Regions from separate parts of the Homo sapiens genome. Here region 1 is linked to region 2. Evidence: read pairs that join two places in POLR2A ChIA-PET (ENCODE). Cell type or tissue: K562. All regions are shown on one strand. Each heading gives the region's core, and the rest is flanking DNA. Links, peaks and the distances in the headings are about the cores only.

Evidence for each region. Peaks named below come from ENCODE experiments on the same cell type or tissue, not always from the same donor. Only the 100,000 strongest peaks of a DNase experiment are listed, where the experiment ranks them.
Region 1: POLR2A ChIA-PET joins it to region 2 with 6 read pairs; 3 of 35 experiments call an interaction of 5 or more read pairs at or near these places.

Annotation. Positions count from the first base shown.
Region 1 is chr19:13,815,018-13,819,403 of GRCh38, forward strand. ZSWIM4 (zinc finger SWIM-type containing 4) reads left to right here. Exons shown (of 14, transcript NM_001367834.3): 8 at 2,199-2,336; 9 at 2,705-2,959; 10 at 4,340-4,386. It overlaps LOC107985334 (a long non-coding RNA gene), which reads right to left and starts at 2,825. Exons shown (of 4, transcript XR_007067143.1): 1 at 2,737-2,825; 2 at 1,485-1,585. It also overlaps the pseudogene RN7SL619P. RefSeq lists enhancers at 2,238-2,905, 2,684-2,813, 2,906-3,574, 3,575-4,242. In K562, for the core only: no CTCF peak of the experiment used is centred there; DNase peaks (open chromatin) are centred at 2,484 and 3,274; H3K4me3 peaks cover 1,107 bases.
Region 2 is chr19:13,612,482-13,616,867 of GRCh38, forward strand. No RefSeq gene overlaps it. Among named protein-coding and RNA genes, the nearest start is that of CACNA1A, 110 kb to the left of the region's middle. In K562, for the core only: no CTCF peak of the experiment used is centred there; no DNase peak of the experiment used is centred there.

The DNA of each region.
Region 1 (4,386 bases), core at 310-4,309, 200 kb after region 2:
TGGATGTGGTGGCTCACACCTGTAGTCCCAGCTACTCTGTAGGCTGAGGCAGGAGGATCACTTGAGCCCAGGAGTTCAAGGCTGCAGTGAGCTATAATTATGCCACTGCACTCTAGCCTGGGTGACAGAGCAAGACCTCATCTCTTTTTTTTTTTGAGACAGAGTTTCGCTCTTGTTGCCCAGGTTGGAGTGCAATGGAGCAATCTCGGCTCACCGCAACCTCCACCTCCCAGGTTCAAGGGATTCTCCTGCCTCAGCCTCCCAAGTAGCTGGGATTACAGGCATGCGCCACCATGCCCGGCTAATTTTTTTGTATTTTTAGTAGAGATGGGGTTTCTCCATTGGTGAGACTGGTCTCGAACTCCCAACCTCAGGTGATCTGCCTGCCTTGGCCTCCCAAAGTGCTGGGATTACAGGCTTGAGCCACCGTGCCTGGAAATTTTTTTTTTTTTTTTTTTTTTTTTTTTTTTTGAGATGGAGTCTCGGTCTTTCGCCCAGTCTGGAGTGCAGTGGCGCAATCTCAGCTTACTGCAACCTCTGCCTCCCAGGTTCAAGCAATTCTCCGGCCTCAGCCTCCTGAGTAGCTTGGGACTACAGGCACCCACCACCACACCCAGTTAATTTTTGTGTTTTTAGTAGAGATGGGGTTTCACTATGTTGGCCAGGCTCTTCTCGAACTCCTGACCTTTTGATCCACCCACCTCAGCCTCCCAAAGTGCTGGGATTACAGGTGTAAGCCACCGTGCCTGGCCTACTGAAAATATTTTTAAAATTAGCCAGGCGTGGTGGCGCACACCTGTATTTCCAGCTACTAGGGAGGCTGCGGCATGAGAATTGCTTTAATCTGGGAGGCAGAGGTTGGTTGCAGTGAGCCAAGATTACACCACTGCACTCTAGACTGGGTGACAGAGCGAGACTCCGTCTCAAAAAATTAAAAAAAAAAAAAGAGAGAGAGAGGAGAGCGAGGAGAGAGAGAAGAGGAAAGAAAGAGGTGGGGAGGGAGGGACAGAGAGAGATGGGGGGAGAGAGAGGGGAAGGAAGGAAGGGAGGGAGGGAAGGAGGCTGTATGAGCCCCAAAAACCACATTGTGTACTAGATATGGGGGTGGGGGACAGGAGGGAGGCCACCAGTTGAGAGAGCTAGTCGATGGGGTTGATGGATCAGCTATCAGGAAATTGAACGAAGAAAAGTGTGTCGTGGAGGAAACATGGGGGCCCTGGGACCCGAGCAGAGCTCTGACCAGGCTTGGCAGCATCAGTGAAAGGCCCCTAGATTTTAAAAATTAGCCAGGTGGCTAATTAGCTGAGTATTTAAGGATGTGCATGGCCAGGCACAGTGGCTCACACCTGTAATCCCAACACTTTGGGAGGTGGAGGCAGGTGGAGTGCCTGAGGTCAGGAGTTCAAAACCAGCCTGGCCAACATAGTGAAACCCCATCTCTACTAAAAATCCAAAACAAATTAGCCAGGTGTGGTGGCACGTACCTGTATTCCCAGCTACTCAGGACACTGAGGCAGGAGAATCCCTTGAACCGGGAGGTACCTGGAGGTTGTGGTGAGCTGAGATCACGCCATTGCACTCTAGTCTGGGCAACAAGAGCAAAACTCCATCTCAGAAAAAATTTAAAAAAAGAAAAAGGATGTGCAGGAGTTACCCAGGAGAAGGGGATGGAGGAAGTGCTCAGAATAGAAGGAACACCATGAGCAGCAGCCAGGAGGGAAGAGAGTACGTGGCTTGGAGGACGAGGCTGGAGGATTGGCCTCCAGATGAGGCAGGTCACCAGTATATGGAAAAACTTCATACTGGTCCTTGGGGGCCCTAAAGGCTGTTGGGGCTTTATCTTCAGAGAGGTGGAGAGGGAATAAGGGCAATGAGGAGGGGAATGACACTTCGGGTGTTTTAGAAAGCGTCCAGTGGCCAGGCATGGTGGCCCATGCCTGTAATCCCTTTGGGAGGCCGAAGCAGGAGGATCGCTTGAGCTCCAGAGGCTGCAGTGAGCTATGATTGGGCCACTGCACTCCAGCCTGGGCAATAAGCGAGACCCCACCTCAAAAAAAAAAGTTGAAGGTGACCATTGGGTGAGCAGGTGGTGGGCATTATGGGGCTAGGCTGGCTGGCAGGTCAAGAAGAGGAATATCCCTCCCTCCTAGAGACTTGGGCAGGTGTGTGGGCATTGAGCCCCCTCTTTCCACCTGCAGAGCTGCTCCAGAAGGGCTCCACCTGCATCACCAACACCGAAGGATGGGTGGGGCACCCCCTGGACCCCATTGGCTGCCTCTGCAGGGCGCTCCTGGAGGCCTGTCGTCTGGAGGAGGAGACACTTACCCTTTACCCAGGTACTCACATGGGGTACTCTTGGAGGAGGTGGGACAACCCCGCCTCGTTGGCCACGCCCCCTGGCCCAGTACCCCTATAAGGTAACTCCCAGACTCTGACCCTTGGCCACGCCCCTACCCTTGGCTACCTCCTCTGGCCAGTGCCCAGAGCCAATAGGCTTAGCTTCTCCTGAAAGTGAGGCCACCATAGGCCTAGCTGCTGCTAGAAGGTGGGGCTCCCGCGCTCCCCCAACCCCGTGAGTGCTGGGAGCTTCTGGGCTCCCTCTAAAGCCTACCCTGCGCCCAGGTCTCCATGCTTGAGGCCAAGGGCTACAGGGACCTTAGGGAAGGGGATCCGTCTCCAGCAGCCCTGGCCCTGTCTCCCCCAGACTCAGGCCCCGAGAAGCGGAAGGTGGCCTACCAGCACGTGCCTGTGCCCGGGAGCCCTGGGGAGTCCTACTTGGTGCTGGCGCTGGAGGTGGCACTGCTGGGGCTGGGGCAGCAGCGGGCCCTGCCGGAGGGGCTGTACGCCCAGGACAAGGTGGTGCGCAACGAGGAGCAGCTGCTGGCCCTGCTGGAGGAGGTGGAGTTGGATGAGCGGTTGGTGCAGGTGCTGCGCAAGCAGGCGGGGCTGCTGCTGGAAGGTGAGGCCGCGCCCCTAGGCCTGGCTGTTGCTGAAGGGTAGGGTCCAGCCCCTGGTCCTGTAGCGGCCCGGTTGCTGCCAGATGGGAGGCCCCGCCCCAGCCCCGCCCCTAGCCCCGCCTCCTGGTGATACTGTCCCCTCATACCTTGGCAGTTTCTAAAAGGAGAGAGCCAGCTCTTTTTCCCGCCACCTAGTGCGTGCTGCCAGCCAGCAACTGCTGCGTGTGCTGAGGCGCCGCCCCCTTCCCTCCCGGGAGCCAGTGAGCCAAGTGGTTGATGTTAAAGCGAGGGCGTCCCACCTTCATCCGCAACTTAGACACCGCCCCTGTCCCGGCCTGCTCCTCATTGGCCCCGCCAATGGCCAGGCCCTATTGACCTGTGTGTTGTGAGACTCCGTCCCCTAGCGCTACAGGGAGCCGTTTATCCCTGCCCCTTCAAGGCCCCCTACGCTATCGGACTTGCTGGTCTTGGCCGCTGGTCCCGTTCCCCAAGGCAGGTGCAGCCCCACCTCCACCCTCTGGCCCCACCTTGTATCTGAGTCCTGCTCCTCACCTGCGAGTGTGCCTGGAGTCTCTTCTTTTCCTTTTCCTTTTTTCCTTTTTTATTTTGCGACAGTCTTCACTCTGTCACCCAGGCTGGAGTGCAGTGGCGCGATCTCGGCTCACTGCAATCTCTGCCTCCCGGGTTCAAGTGATTCTTCTGCCTCAGCCTCCCGAGTAGCTGGGATTACAGGCGTGCGCCACCACACCCGGCTGATTTTTGTATTTTTAGTAGAGATGGGGTTTCCCCATGTTGGCCAGGCTGGTCTCAAACTCCTGACCTCAAGTGATCTGCCCGCCTCGGCCTCCCAAAGTGCTGGGATTACAGGCATGAGCCGTGGTCCCCTGCCTCCTCTTTTTTTTTTTTTGAGACGGAGTCTCGCTCTGTCTCCCAGGTTGGAGTGCAGTGGCGCAATCTCGGCTCACTGCACCCTCCGATCCCGGGTTCACGCCATTCTCCTGCCTCAGCCTCCCGAGTAGCTGGGACTACTTGCGCCTGCCACCACACCTGGCTAATTTTTTTTGTATTTTTAGTAGAGACGGGGTTTCACCGTGTTAGCCAGGATGGTCTCGAACTCCTAACCTCGTGATCCGCCAGCCTCGGCCTCCCAAAGTGCTGGGATTACAGGCGTGAGCCACCGCGCCAGGCCTCCTCTTTTATTTGGATTACCCAGAGATTGCCTCAGTCTCAGACCTGAACCCCTACCCCAGAGACCCATCTAGCCACAGCCACTCTACCCAGGGGCCAGCCCACCCTCTACTTAAAGCCTGGGGTCTAGTGAGACCTGGGGAAGGGCAGAGGCGAGCCCACACTTGGGGACTGAGCTCAGGCTGTTCCTGCAGGGGGTCCCTTCAGTGGCTTTGGGGAGGTGCTGTTCCGGGAGAGCGTG
Region 2 (4,386 bases), core at 78-4,077:
TTTATTTTTATGTTGTTTTGAGATGGGGTCTTGCTACGTCACCCAGGCTGGGGTACAGTGGCACGATCATAGCTCACTGCAGCCTCAACCTCCTAGGGCTCAAGCAATCCTCCTGCCTCAGCCTCCCAAGTAGCTGAGATTACAGGCACACACCACCATACCCAGCTTTCGATAGTATTTTTCAATGACTCCATCAAATTTATCTGGTCTGGACCTCTGGGTCTTTCTGATTTCTTGCTATTCCCCAGAATGTTGCAGCCAACGTCCTGCATTGTAGATCTTCAGGTTCTGCTACAAATATCTCTGCAGAATAAATCCCCAGAGGTGGAATTGCTCTGTCAAAGAGTGTAAGACTGGGCGAGGTGGCTCACACCTGTAATCCCAGCACTTCGTGGGGTTTGCCTTCGAGTGGAATATACGCAGGTGTGGAGTCCTGGTTGAGAGCACAGAAGTGTTCCTTTAAAAGCAGCTTAAACACTTTGGGAGGCCGAGGCAGGCAGATCACTTGGGACCAGGATTTCAAGACCAGCCTGGCCAACATGGTGAAACTCTGTCTCTACTAAAAATACAAAATACAAAAATTAGCCAGGTGTGGTGGCGGGCACCTATAATCCCAGCTACCCGAGAGGCCGAAGCACAAGAATCGCTTGAGCCTGGGAGGCAGAGTTTACAGTGAGTCGAGATTGTGCCCCTGCATTGCAGCCTGGGCAACAGAATAAGACTGTCTTAAAAAAATTTTTTTAATAAATATATTTTTAAAAAGCAGCTTAAAAACAACATCTATGTTTGAAATCACATCTCCTCCCCTCCTCTCTCTTGTTCTCTCTCTCTCTCGCTCTCTCTCTGGCCTTGATCCTCTTTCTTTCACTTGTCATTTGATCCTGTCTTTCTCTGTGTGCTAAGAGCTCCATCAATAAAACACCTTAATCCAGCCCTGGACAAAACTAGGGTTGCTAAGACCCAGGGGCATGATCTTCCCTCCCAAGTTCTAGGCTAGAGAGTGTGAAATTCAGCAGACCGTGGATTCTAACAGCTACTAAGGAGGCGCTGGGATGAAGATCATCTAAATGTCATTTGTAATCGACCTTCAGATGCATTTGTCACCTTCCGGATGATGTTTTATTTGGCTGATAGTAAAAGCGGTTTCCAGGCCCTGAACAAACACTCTCCATGGTAGGCAGCCAGGTGTGGAGCAACTGCTAAGGATCTTCCTAGAATTGAAAACTCAGAACCAGGGAACAACCCAAATGTGCGTCGATGGCAGGATGGATAAACAAAGAGATGTGGCACGGTGGCTCACGTCTGCAATCCCAGCACGTTGGGAGACCGAGGTGGGTGGATCACCTGAGGTCAGGCGTTCGAGACCAGCCTAGCCAACATGGTGAAACTCCATCTCTACTAAAAATACAAAAATTAGCTGGGCATGGTTGTGCATGCCTGTAACCCCAGCTACTCGGGAGGCTGAGGCAGGAGAATGACTTGAACCTGGGAGGCGGAGGTTGCAGTGAGCCAAGATCGCACCATTGCTCTCCAGCCTGGGGGACAAGAGCGAGACTTCATCTCAAAAAAAAAAAAAAAAAAAAAAAAAAAAAAAAAAAAAAAAGATGTGGGTGGTGCACACGCACAATGAGAAGTTATTCAGGCTTAGAGAGGGAGGAAATTCTGGCCGGGCGTGGTGGTTCATGCCTGTGATCCCAGCATGTTGGGAGACCAAGGCGGACAGATCACTTGAGGTCAGGAGTTCGAGACCAGCCTGGCCAACGTGGTGAAACCCCGTCTCTACTAAAAATACAAAAATTAGTCAGGCGTGGTGGCGCGTAGCCTGTAATCTCAGCTACTCAGGAGGCTGAGCCAGGAGAATTGCTTGAACCCAGCAGGCAGAGGTTGCAGTGAGCTGAGATCATGCCATTGCATGCCAGCCTGGGTGACGGAGTGAGACTCTGTCTCAAAAAAAAAAATTAATAAATGAATACAGGTATCAATACGTGGATATAGGCACCAATAAGTGGGTATAAGCACCAATAAGTGAATAGAGGCATGAATCAATAGATGTAGGCATGGCCAGGCGTGGTAGCTTATACCTGTAATCCCAGCACTTTAGGAGGCTGAGGGAGGCAGATTGCCTGAGCTCAGGAGTTTGAGACCAGCTCAGGCAATATGGTGGAACCCCATCTCTACTAAAAATGCAAACAAAAAAAGTTAGCCAAGCATGGTGGCACACACCTGTAGTGCCAGCTACTTGGGAGACTGAGGCAGGAGAATCACTTGAACCCAGGAGGTGGAGGCTGCAGTGAGCAGGGATCAAACCACTGCACACAGCGAGACTGTGTCTCAAAAACAAAAAAAGATGTAGACCCCAATAAGTAGATATAGACACCAATAAGTGGATATAGGCACCAATAAATGGACATAGGCACCAATAAGTAGATATAAACACCAATAAGTAGGCATAAGCATCAATAAGTAGCTACAGACACCAATAAGTGGATATAGGCATCAGTAAATAGATACAGGCATCAATAAGTAGATATAGGCACATTAAGTGAATATAGGCACCAACGAGTGGTTATAGACATCAATAAGTAGCTGCAGACACCAATAAGAGGATATAAACATCAATAAATGGATATAGGCACCAATACATGGATATAGGAACCAATAAGTAGACATAGGTACCAATAAGTAGATATAGGCCTCAATAAATAAACATAGGCACCAGTAACTAGATATAGGCATGAATAAGTGGATACAGGCCTCAATAAGTAGGCATAAGCGTCAATAAGTAGGCATAAGTGTCAATAAGTAGCCACAGGCACCTATAAGTAGATATAGGCATCAATAAGTGGATATAGGCATCAATAAGTAGATATAGGCAACAATAAGTGGATATAGGCATCAATAAGTGGATATAGGCATCAATAAGTGAATATAGACATCAATAAGTAGATATAGGCATCAATAAGTGGATATAGGCACCAATAAGTAGATATAGCCCTCAATAAATAGACATAGGCACCAGTAACTAGATATAGGCAGGAATAAGTGGATATAGGGCTCAATAAGTAGGCATAAGCATCAATAAGTAGCCGCAGGTGCCAATAAGTAGATATAGGCATCAATAAGTAGATGTAGGCATCAGTAACTGAATATAGGCACCAATAGGTGGGTATAGGTATCAATAAGTAGCTACAGGCCCAATAAGAGGATATAGACATCAATAAATGGATATAGGCACCAATAAGTGGATATAGGCATCAACAGGTAGATATAGGCATCAATAAATGGATATAGGCACCAACAAGTAGAGATAGCATCAATAGTTAGATATGGGCATATACAAGGGTGTTTATGCTCCTTCTGGCCACAACCAGAAGCTTCCCCATCTCGGGCAGGGTGGACCCCCTCCCCCCTATCTTTGCATAGACAAGCAACCAGCAAGATGAAAGAAAAAGTAAAGCTGGGGCCAAGAAGAGCTCTCATCACTTGGGGCAAAACTCCAGAACTGCCCCACATACGTGAGAACAAAGCTAAATAAAACGCCAGGCCAGATGGCCAAGGTTGAACGCAAGCTGAGACCAGCAAGCCAGCATAGCCCCAAGTGTGGCTGCAAGTGTTCATCCCCTGGTGAGAATAAACCATGTCACAGCTGGTCTCGTGTTCCACCCACTTTTTTCTTCACCAGCTGGACGGTGTGATCATGGTGCGGTGAGATAAACACGCACCCTCCCACAGAGATGAACAGATCACCCGGGATTGCTGGATGGTTGGGCAGCCCCAGGACACTGAGTGAGGCTGCAGGACGGGGGAAGGAGGGGAGGAGACCCCCAGGGGTACAGGCTGTTGGGCTGAATCTCAGGCTAAATTCTTCCTCCCAACTTCACTTCGTGGCTCTGTTATCCTCCCCATCACTCATGCATCCATTCATCATTCATTCATTCATCCAGCAATATTTATTGAGCACCTACTGTATTCCAGGCACTGTTCTCAACACTGAGGACTAAGACATGAATAACACAGACAAAAGTCCCTCCTGGAGCTGGCGTTCTAATAAAGGAGATGAACAAGAAACAGGAAAAGCTCCTGAAATAGACAGAATGTCAGATAGAGAAAAGAAAACGGTAGAGGAGGAGGGGGAAGGGGAAGCTGACTGTCATTTAGGTAAAGTGGCCAGAATGGCCTCACTGAGAAAGAAATATTTGAGTAAAGACCTGAAGGGAGATGAGGATGAGGGAGGATGCATGAGGGTGTCTGTGGGAAGAGCATTCCAAGGCAGAGGAAAAGGCCCTTGCAAAGGCGCTATGGCTGGCCGTGTGGCTGATGTGTTCAAGGAACGGCACAGAGGCCAGTGTGGCTGGAGCAGAGTGAGTGAGGGGGCCAGAAGGTGAG